2 separate regions of the Homo sapiens genome follow, and region 2 is linked to region 1. Evidence: chromatin contacts called from ENCODE Hi-C or POLR2A ChIA-PET data. All regions are on one chromosome and are shown on one strand. Each heading gives the region's core, a stretch centred on a gene start or an enhancer-like site at or near the end of the contact. The rest is flanking DNA. Distances are from core to core; before and after follow the strand shown. Region 1 holds the start of LINC01213 (long intergenic non-protein coding RNA 1213). Region 2 has its middle 26 kb from the start of SERP1.

Region 1 (5,705 bases), core at 3,187-5,686:
ACTGAAGGGTCTTTGCAAGTTGGGGTGGTATACGGACAAGCCCTGGTGATCCTGTAGCCACAGAAAGTGCTTCTCAGGGGCAGTTTGGTGCAGTTTGGTCTTATTTTAATTAATGCTGTAATTTTATGGGATTTTAAAAACATATAGTGAATTATATACTTTCCACTGTGATATGTTAAAAAGGGCAGCAAAAAGTAATCAAAAGAAAATTACCTATATTCTTATCATTCAGATCCAACATTTGACACCTTGTATTTCCTGGATACAAAGATAATTTGATGTAAATGTTTTCCTTCATAAGTAGTAAATGTACTTTTTTCCTCTCATGTTAGGAAAGTAAATCACAAACCAGAACTGGGATACATAAAAAATTCACAGAAATAATTATAATTTAATAAAATTAATTTATGACTACATGTCATTATTACTGAGTGGTGAGCCAGGGCCAGATTAAGGTAATGCTCTTCATGCCATCGTCACTTCTAAGTTTGCGTATACAGTTGAGGCAAACCAGGGTCCTTTTTGAAATGACGTGCAAAAATGAGTAAGGACCAGAAACTAACAGTAAAGATACATAAACTGTTTTTAAAAAATTGGGTTTAACATTGCTACATCATCTATTCAATAAAATAAAATAAAAATCACTTGCAAATGCAAAGGCAAGTCATAGGATTCCTTTCAAAGGGCGAGGGATGGAGCAGTGTTGTATTCTGTACTGGTTAAGCCTAGTGGCTCTGAAGTTAGACTGGCTGGAATGCTGGCTTCCCCAACTAATGAGGATAATAGTGCTACCAACCTCATAGGATGGTTGTGAGGAGTAATTGGATTAGCACGTCTTTGGACTGTGCCTAGCACATAGTAAGGACTCATTAAATCTTGCTATTAAGATGCACCCTTTTGGGCCAAACGTGATGAAGATCATTACTGTCTCATGGTCTTACCCTTTTCATCCCAGTGTGCCATTTTGACTTAAGTTAGATGAGTCTAACACAAATTCATTTATTTATGGTTCAGATGTTACAGGCGATCACTCATGAAAACCCTTTGTGGGAAGTCTTTGGGAGTGGAGAAATCTGAGGCTCCAGGACTTGAAAATCATTTGCCCAATATTATGGAGCTCACGAGTGGAGAGATCTGAATCTATCACATTCCTCCTTGCTCCCTCCGTTTTGTCCCTTTCTTCTCCTTTCTCAGCATCACTGAGGTGCACCCAATCTGCCTTTGCCCATGCTGTTCCTGGGGTGTCCATTGCTCCCCACTGCTCATATAAACCCCTGTGTGGTATGAATGCAATAGGAAAGGAGAGAAGGGAGCAACCAGCACAGGCTGAAATCATGAAGAGATGAAAGGAGGTGTAAGCTGGACCTTGGAGGATGTGTGGGATGTAGGATTTGGCTAAGTGTAAAGTGGAGAAATTGGGCTTGGAGTTGAAGAGGGATGGGAAGAGTTGATGGATGCCAGCAGTGACCAAAATAGGCCGTTGATGTGTAGAAGGTGGGATGTTAACTTGGCTACACAAGTCTAGGTCTTATTATGGAAAAACAAATGATGTGCCTGCCCTCAAGGAATTATCTAACTGGGGACTTAGAAACAAAAAAAAAATAATAATTTCTCTTTAATAATTCCTCATGCCCAGGCACAATACTGGGCACAGCATAGTTTCCAAAATTCAATACCAGACTGATTGGCTGCCATTCTTCTTAACTCAGTTGAGAGACTCCAAAACTTTCCATCTGCTGGCTCCTTCTTTGTATACTAAGGCCACATTTTCCATTTGCCTTCAAACAGTTTAACATTTTTGCTGCATTACTGAGGCCATTTTAATTTATCACTTTGTTTTAAAGCACTGCACCATCCAAAAATAGCACAAAATTACTCATTCTATTCAAGGGTAGATGGTACTGCAGCCTTATATGAGACATGTAATCTTTCACTGATTGGGCCAGTGTGAACACAGGCCTGGTTTTCAGAGTTCTAACAGTCCCGGATGGGAGCTGCTTGTTTTTTTGAAGCAAGTTTTAAGCTTTTTTGCCACCAGAGCCACTGAAGAATGCCTGACCAGCCACAGAGAGAAGCTATGCAGCTGGGTTCTGAATTCCTTCCTTGTCTAGAGATCCAGGCAGGCTGAAATATTTTAGAAAGAGTTGACTTACCAAACTTTCTTTCTCCTGGTTTTCCATAATGTCATTTCATGTACCTATTTTTAAAATGTTTAGTTTTACATTGGATTTTGTGTTTTAAGCCTATAAAAAACTTGATTTAGGATTTCACTGGAGCCTGGCAGAATAATTTAAAGGGAGAATTTCTTGAGAAATGGAAATCAGTACTGGTTTTTCCAAAAGTTTTGTTGAGATTATTTGTGATTGCTCTTATTTTTATAGTGAGTACAGCCCCTCCTTCCCCTTGCCTTCTGCCTCCCTTTTGTATGCATAAGACAGCCTCATTCTGGTGGCCTGTCTTGAAAATCACCATAATGGAATATATATGAGGATTAGGCACAGAAATGTCAGGCCTTATTAAATTTCAGTAGTCAAACTCGCTTTTGTGTTTCCCATTACCTCTCTGGTCTCTGAGACTTTCCAGAGAGGAATAACTCTCCATGTCCCATAGGAATTGTACCCCCTCCCCCAGTTTTAGCAGAACCTTGCCTGTTGTCAGTCATTATTGGAAGACTATGATGTTTTCCACTTTCATTGACTTTTAAAAAATTCTCTTGCAAAGAAGACCTTTGGGTGATTCATGCAATCAAATTCTGTTAGGGAGGAGAAAGTCTAGCTGTCAGTGGTATTATTAAATGCCCGGTGTAAAACCACGGAATCTGGGCATTCATACCCCCTCTCCCCAAGGAGCTCAGTGAGCTTTGGATGCATTACTTTCCTTTATTCATCCTCACAAGGGAACTCGAAGAGGAAGAGGGGGGCCAGGCTTCTTTAAACAATCTTCCTAGCATTTGTAGCTGCTGTAGTATACGTGGTACGATAGTTCCCCCACCGTAATCCACAGTTTTGCTTTCTGTGGTTTCAGTTACCTGCAGGACAGTATTATAAGATATTTTAAGAAACAGAGAGAGACCACATACACATAAATTTTATTAGAGTATATTGTTATAATCGTTCTATTTTATAGTTATTGCTGCCAATCTCTTACTGTGCCTAGTGTTTAAATTAAACTTTATCATAGGTATGTATAGGAAAATATATAGTCTGTATAAAGTTCTGTACTATCTGCAGTTTCAGGCATACCCCTGCAGATAATGGGGGCTACTGTATATACATTGTTTTTCACTCTAGGTGCCTCCAACTAAGTAGAAGTGTGGAGACTCGACAAGGTTTAGAAGGAACCTAAAATAGCTATTAAAGGTAGAGCCACCAGATCAGCGCAGCTGTCAGGGTTTGAAGGCACCCCTGCTTTTGGAGTTGGCAAAGACCTAAGGAATCCACCGCAAGGAGAGAAGGAGGGGGCATGGACACACACAGGTGATTTAGGAGCCTGAGGATACACCTCACTCCCAGGCAAGCTCTCCCACCCTCTGCCGCCAAGGAGAGTGCTGGCACATCTCTCTGGCAGTCTTCCACCTGAAAGAGCTAATCTGCCAGTCATCGCACACTCATCTTCCTGTGGGCTGCCAGGAAGAATCTGGGTCAGTGGGAGTTTACAGCTGTAGGAGCAGCCAGACCAGGTCATGAACTATGGTTCATCTACTTTGCAGAAAAGATTTAATGAATCCTTTAAGGCTATGTTGCCTCTCCCAGGGGTATTTGCATTTATAAAAGAACCAATGAATAAAACCATTATTTTATATGGGAAATTGGCAAATCAAGTGGAGGAGGCATTTAAGGCCTAGTAGATCCCTCACCTAGCCATAGATTATACCAGAAGTGTGGTCGATAACTACTGTACCTATTCAACATGCAGGGCATAGGAACAGCATGGAGACTGGCACGGAGGAGGGCTGAATTCCCAGAGGGCTGCCGCCAACTCAACAGTGAGGGGCTCAGACCCTTCACCTCTGTGGGTGTCAGTGTGCTTCTCTGTAGAATGAAGGGTAGGAAGAAGAACCAGTCCACACCGCTCCTTCCACTACCTCCTTTCCTCATCCCTCTTCCTTCTCTTTCACTGTTGGGGCGGCTGTGTGGATATCAGAGTTCAGCTGTACAAGCCGGAGTGGGAAGTTTTGGCTGATTGCCAGTTTTCTTCAGAATTTCTCTACAAGTTGAGTTAGGGAGCAGCAAGCTGGTGGCAGGGTGGAACCAGTGTTTGTTGTGCTTTCCATAAAATGAGATCCATCTCTTCCAAGCCACCCTTTTCTCCAGTACTGACTAGCTGATCTCCAAGATACCTGATGGTCTAGTTTCAGGATTAGCCCTGTGGTCTGACCCGCTGGCTACTCCAGATGGAACTGTCTCCGGGCTCTTCTGTGTGCTTAGCCTTCCCTCTGGGCAGAAATGCACCAGGGAAAGGACATAACGAAACTGGTTTTATCAGAACAGCCTGCCTGAGAGAGATCAAGCAGGGCACAGGTAAAAATGTTAATAAAAATTAAAAATAGAACCTGCAGAACAGGTATTGCTCTTTTTCAGTTGGCAGAAGCCTGCTGCCAATATCAGAGTGATCCCTACCAATGTGATGAGTGTGGGGAAGGCCATAGAAAGGACCGGCGAATGCTGGCATTGATGTGTGTTATTTTAACATTTCTGAAATCCTGTTCTTAGTCTGCACACCTTGTCCGAGGCTCCGATGTTATCCAGGTGATTCATCATTTAATGCTGTTGGCTTCAACATGGATTTAATGGTAACTAAACCAAGTGCACACTATGTGAAGATCTATTCACTTGGAGGTCCTTCATTTCAGGTCACCAGGTATGCCCCTGGGCTCCTGCCGCAGCTGATCGGGTGCTAGGTGCTGAGGATACACGGTGAGTTCCTTCTCTCCCCTCAGGGGCCGGTGTCTGGATGGGTAACTTTAATATGATGTCGGATACAGAGAGGGCCAAAAGAACATGAAGGAAGGCCCTTGACCTCCCAGGTGGTGAGCTGGAGACCTTGGGGAGATGGAGTGAGGTGCAATTTGCAGGAAGAAAGGAGTTACCCAGGTGAGCGGGAGGAAGGCAATGGCATTCCCAGTAGAGGGAGCTCTCTTTTTGTATATTGTGGACAGGAAGGAAGTGGGAGGTGGAAGGTGGGAAGAAGGTGGTCAGAAGGAAGAAAAGGAATTGCATTCTCTCCCTTTCCTACCCATCTGCACTCTTATTGCTGCAGAAATAGAGAGAGAAAATCCACATCTAGGGATGGTTTTTATCAGCTTAAAGGAGGTAGAATAAATTTGGATTACTGTTTCTAATAGCAACAAAACAAACAAATCAGAAAACCCAAGCTGCATGCAACCTGAATGTCTATCCATAGACATTGCTTAAACAAACGCAGTACATTCATATATATTATGGAATAATATGTAGTTTTAAAAAAAAAATAAGATAGCTTTATATGTAGAGAGATATCCAAGAAATATTAGTAAATAAAAAAGCAAGTCATAGGAAAATATATATAGTGTATACGTTCCCATTTATGTAAAGAAATATATGCATCTTGCTTGCGGTCATGTATTTTTGTGCATCTATATACATGCACATATATAAACACATAGAAAAAGGGTCTGGAAAGATTCTTAACTTCTGGGGAGGGAAGTGGGATTGGAGGATGGCAAA
Region 2 (5,171 bases), core at 98-2,597, 280 kb after region 1:
AGCCACAAACAATAGCATGAGCAATCTGTGCCTTAAGGACATGCTCCTGCTGCAGTTAACTAGCCCAACCTATTCCTTTAATTCAGCCCATCCCTTCGTTTCCCATAAGGGATACTTTTAGTTAATTTAATATCTATAGAAACAATGCTAATGACTGGCTTTGGCAGGTGGGAATGTAAAACGGTGCAGATGCTTTGGAAAATGGTTTGACAACTCCTGAACCAGTTAAATATAGTTACCACATGATCTAGCAGTTTCACTCTTACATATATACCCAAGAGAAATGAAAACATATTTCCACTGTCCACACAAAAACTTGTATACAAATGTCCATTGCGGCATTATTCACAATTGCCAAAAGGTGGAAACAACCCAAATGCCCATCAGCTGATGAATGGATAAATAAAATGTGGTATACTCAATATTTTTCAGCAATAAAAGGAAATGAGGTACTAATGTAGTCTACAACATGAATGAACCTTGAAAACATGCCAAGAAGCCAGTCACAAGGACAAAATATTGTGATTCCATTTATATGAAATTTTCAGAATAGACAGATCTATAGAGAGAAAGTGGATTAATGGTTTCCTGGGGCTGGGGAAATGGGGTGATCAGGTTGGAGGTGAAAAAGAACAAACTCTTGCTACAGGCAACAGTGTAGATGAATTTAACAGACATAGTGTTGAGTGAAAGAAGCCAGACACAAAATAGTACATACTGTATGATTCCATTTATACAAAGTTCAGGAACAGGTAAAACCATTCAACGGCAAGAGAGTCAGCAGCTGTTACCTTTTGGGGTATTGGCTGGGAGTAGGAATAAGGCAGCCTTTTGTGGTTTTGGGAATGCTCTATTATCTTAATCTGGAAGGTGGGTACAAGAGTGAGTGTGAGTATGTATGTTTGTGAATACATCTATGTTAAAGAATTCATTTAGTTGTACACTGAATATTTGTTCACTTTACTATGTAAGTTCAAGCACAATAACAAAAATTGTATAGATAAAATAAAAAGTACTATCCCACCAATCTAGTTAGCTTGGGAGCTTCCCTATAACTGAAGCAAACTGGATCAAAATGCTTCTCTCCTCTTCTCCAGGGCCACATAGTCTGCATATTTTTAACTTTTCCTCTTCATGGCTGCCTTCGATTGTCACTAACTGATTTCAGAGAAACCTTGAGGCAGAGAAACCTTGTGGCTTCAGGGAATGCCAGAACTTGGACCTTTAGGTCTCAGAACCCCTCTAAAAAGGTTTTCCTTTATGGCTGAGGCCTCTTTCTCTTTCCAATTGAAGGCTTATCAGGAAGGAGGGTTCCCAGGAAGCAAGCTGGGCAGGCCTACGTACTTGAAGTCTCAGAGAGTCATATAATTAAAACTCCTTTGTATTGCCTGGGTTTTCCTCTCATTATGCAGTAACCACACCCTTTTTATAACATTTATGATGTTACCTGCACATATACTCACTGGGAAACAATGTGAAGTTAAGCCTAGATCTGTGACTAACACCATAAAAGCAAAACAATCGCTCTACCTCATAGGAGTGCTGCTAAAAAGACACAAAGACATATTTTAAAATATTTACGTTAAGAGCAATACCATAACCAGGTAACATAGATGAAAACTTCATAAACTGAAAGAGGTCACACAAATGACCAAGACATAGTTTTAACTATATCATGGAAATCTCCAAAAATTATGTTCATCTATAAAGTAAGTGAAAGCACCGGAACAGCTTCCTCCAAATGAGCCTTGTAAATGGATCTACTAATAACACACTCCACTCTTAAATCTGAAAATAAACCAAGCCAATATTAAGTGAAAAGTAACCTCTGGTAAAACTGACACGCCACTTTAGGTAGCTGCAGCCATGCAAAAGTTTGATATCAAAGTATCTGAAAAGCATAGCATTCACCAGTTGTCGAAGCACCGTTCCGGGACTTGCAGCATCAGCTTCACTTGAGAACCTGTTAGAGATGCACATTCTCGGGCCCCAACTCAGGCCCACTGAATCAGAAACTCTGGGAATGGGGTCCCCAGCACTCCAGGTGTTTTTGTTGTTGTTGTTTTTGGGGTTTTTTTGAGACGGAGTCTCGCTCTGTTGCCCAGGCTGGAGTGCAGTGGCGCGATCTCGGCTCACTGCAAGCTCCGCCTCCCGGGTTGACGCCGTTCTCCTACCTCAGCCTCCCGAGTAGCCGGGACTACAGGCGCCCGCCCCCACGCCCGGCTAATTTTTTGTATTTTTAGTAGAGACAGGGTTTCACCGTGTTAGCCAAGGATGGTCTTTATCTCCTGACCTCGTGATCCGCCCGCCTCGGCATCCCAAAGTGCACTCCAGGTTTTAATTACCTCTCGGGTGATTGTGGTGCACGCTCAAGTTTGAGAACCTCAGCTGTACCCAATTACTTTAGGTGGGCAAGGGCTTTCTAGAAGATCAAACACTTCAAACACCTGGCTTCAGCTCACAAGCACGGGACAAAAGCTCTCGGTCCTCTTCCTTGTTCTCCGCGGGGTTTGTAGTATGAATCTCAGGTCACAAACTCGGACTATCACCTTAATTCAGACCCTCCCTCCCGGAGTGATCTAGGTCGTGTGTCGTCTCTCCTTCTCCGCTGTTGCAGCACAGATGGAAATGGAATGGGTCTCGCTTGCAGTCTGTCACGACCTCCACTGACTTCTTCAGGGTGGTCGCTCGCGGTGGTCCTAAGGCGCTCTCATCCTCCACACCTCGCTGGGGGACCGGCGATCTCCTCCAAAGGGTCGCCCCAAACCCCGGCCGCGCCACCCCCAGCTCCAGGGGACCAGCAGCTGGCAGCTCCGCTCTCCCACCCTCAACAATGCCGGGTTTCCTCGCTTCTCCGGCTTTTACAAGAGGTCGGGAGAACGTTTGAATTGTGGTTGCTTCTTCTTTGAATCTTGCAACATTCCTGAAAGCCCTACGGAACCGAAATTTGGAGAGAACACAAATAACAAGTCTAAAAATTATCTTGCCACAGGATAGTAGGTGCTTCCTACCATTACCTAAGTAATTTGACACCATATATTATTTAATACACTTCAGGGTTATACATAAAGGTAAAATGTGAAAGCTTGCAACTAATAATTACAGCAATAAGCAAACACATGTTTTTCCTCTTTAGTTTCGCTTTTTAAAATTATCAAATTATTTTTATGGACACAGTAATCAAAATAGAAACAATTTAGCCTAGGAAATTTAGCAAGACTCCATCTCTACAAAAAGTTAAACAATTACTTAGGTGTGGTGGCTGGTACCTGTAGTCCCAGCTACTCCGAAGGCTGAAGTGGGAAAATTGCTTGAGCTGGGGAGGTAGAGGCTACAGTGAGCTGATCACACCACTGCATTACAGCCTGGGCAACAGAGACCTTGTCTCAAAACAAGCAAACAAACAAATATATTTTACATTTTTAAAAAACACCCACATAACCCTATCACAAAAAAATCCACCAAGCTAATATTTTCATATTCTTTTCCCATTTTAGTATGTATATATCAGTACACATATTTTATGTCCTGCCCTTCTCACTTATTATTGATTTCCATGTTACCAAGTCACCTTGTTTCCATATAAGCTTTATGAAATTAATTTACAGGAACTACATGACACTGATTATAATATGCACATATCCTTCAACCTATTATCCACTCCTCAGATTCTACTTAAGTATTCTTTTTTAAGTATACTACAGTCTTTTCTCCCCTGTAAGTTTTTCATTTCTTCCCACATTTAGAGGAAACAATGCTTTCCACATCTTACTGCACCCCCTGGCTCTCTTCTGCTCAGTAACAGCAACTGTCTCAGTCAAGCGCCTCTCTGTGGAACACTGCTGTTCCTTCACAGACAAAGCCATAAAATCAGTGAAAAGCAGAGCCAGCTGCTCGCCCACTGCTAGAGGAAGAGGTCATCTCTCTTGCCTTTTATCCCATCTCAAAACATGTTATCCCTCTAATGCCTTTAGAGTTCCCTGGACTGGGCATACAGAGGTGTCCTCAAAGTGTTTTCAGAACTCTGATAATATAGGAGCAAAATCTGCTGAATCTTCCTTCCTAGAAACAAAAGTGATAAGGCCCAACCTTGAAATCTAGATGAAAATCCTGAATGTAACTTCATCTTTCAAGTTTCTGCAGTGGTTTCCAAAATGCATTTCACAGGGAGCTGTTTGGCATAGGTCAATGAAGAATGGATTTTCTGTTCCCAGAACCTTAAAATATTTATACTCTGTGCATATTCCAGAAATCAACAATAGCCCCCTACTGCCCATCACCAATTCTTCCATAAATAGATAAAGCACCTAATAGGTAACTCCCTGACAGTGGCTAGAATCAAGTGTTCATTTAATGGCCCCTTAGAGTTTCTCAGAAGTTTCTGGAGAAAATGGGAAGAATGATGTTAAAGTGCAGTCAGGTGTCACTTAACAGGAACATCTGAGAAATACGTCACAATTTCACCATTATGTAAACATCTTATGCTGTACTAAACCTAGATAACATAGCTTACTACACACTTAGGCTACATGGTATAGCCTATTGCTTCTAGGCTATAAACCCATACAGCATGTTGCTGTACTGAATGTGGCAGGCAATTGTAACACAATGGTAAGTATTTGTTTATCTAAATATATATAAACATAGAAAAGTTAAAGCATTGCATTATGACATTACGATGGCTTATGACAGCTATGATGTCACTAGGAAATAGGAATTTTTCAATTTCATTATAATTTTATAGGAGCACCGTCATATATGTGGTCAAATGTTGACCAAAACATTACTATACAGTACCTGACTATAGTTCCTTTGCTTTATCCCTGACTCCTACTCCAAAGTTTGGCTCTATCAACTGAGCAAAAGATAGAGGAAAAAATACTGTTTTCTTTCACTATGAAGGTAAAAAATATAACAAAGTCTTCTCGGAAAAATTCCTATAAAATCCAAGGTTAGAACATTTGGAAATAGCAAAAAAGATTATTGGGTATCTCAAATGGAAAACTAAGCACTATTTAGAACCCACCTTTCAGGTTATCTGATTGTACCTTTCCATTGCTTTTGAATTATTTTACAACTCTGTAAATTGTCAATAAGTGATAACAATGCAAAGTTAGTGTTGTTTACAAAGACATTTTGTTAGAGATCCAATTTTCTGCCCCCTGTTGAAA

Evidence for each region. A loop is a pair of places that touch in the nucleus more often than their neighbours do. ChIA-PET counts read pairs that join two places held with the same protein, here RNA polymerase II (POLR2A). Pooled maps may share reads with other maps.
Region 2: a map of mesodermal cell shows a loop between it and region 1 (4-fold over the local background). The contact joins the enhancer-like site here to the promoter of LINC01213 in region 1. A Hi-C loop is called at or near these places in 5 of 168 maps with a recorded cell type or tissue (K562, mammary epithelial cell, mesodermal cell and 2 more) and 2 of 50 pooled maps. POLR2A ChIA-PET finds 5 or more read pairs at or near these places in 1 of 52 experiments (Panc1).

Annotation. Positions count from the first base shown.
Region 1 is chr3:150,234,083-150,239,787 of GRCh38, forward strand. LINC01213 (long intergenic non-protein coding RNA 1213) reads left to right here and starts at 4,437. Exons shown (of 3, transcript NR_110168.1): 1 at 4,437-4,520; 2 at 4,853-4,916.
Region 2 is chr3:150,517,829-150,522,999 of GRCh38, forward strand. No RefSeq gene overlaps it. Among named protein-coding and RNA genes, the nearest start is that of SERP1, 26 kb to the right of the region's middle. RefSeq lists enhancers at 2,269-2,769, 2,770-3,270. Within about 2 kb of position 1,348, at least 5 of the 41 ENCODE cell types and tissues checked have a DNase peak (open chromatin) inside an H3K27ac peak, as active enhancers do; they include mammary epithelial cell, where a contact is called at or near this core.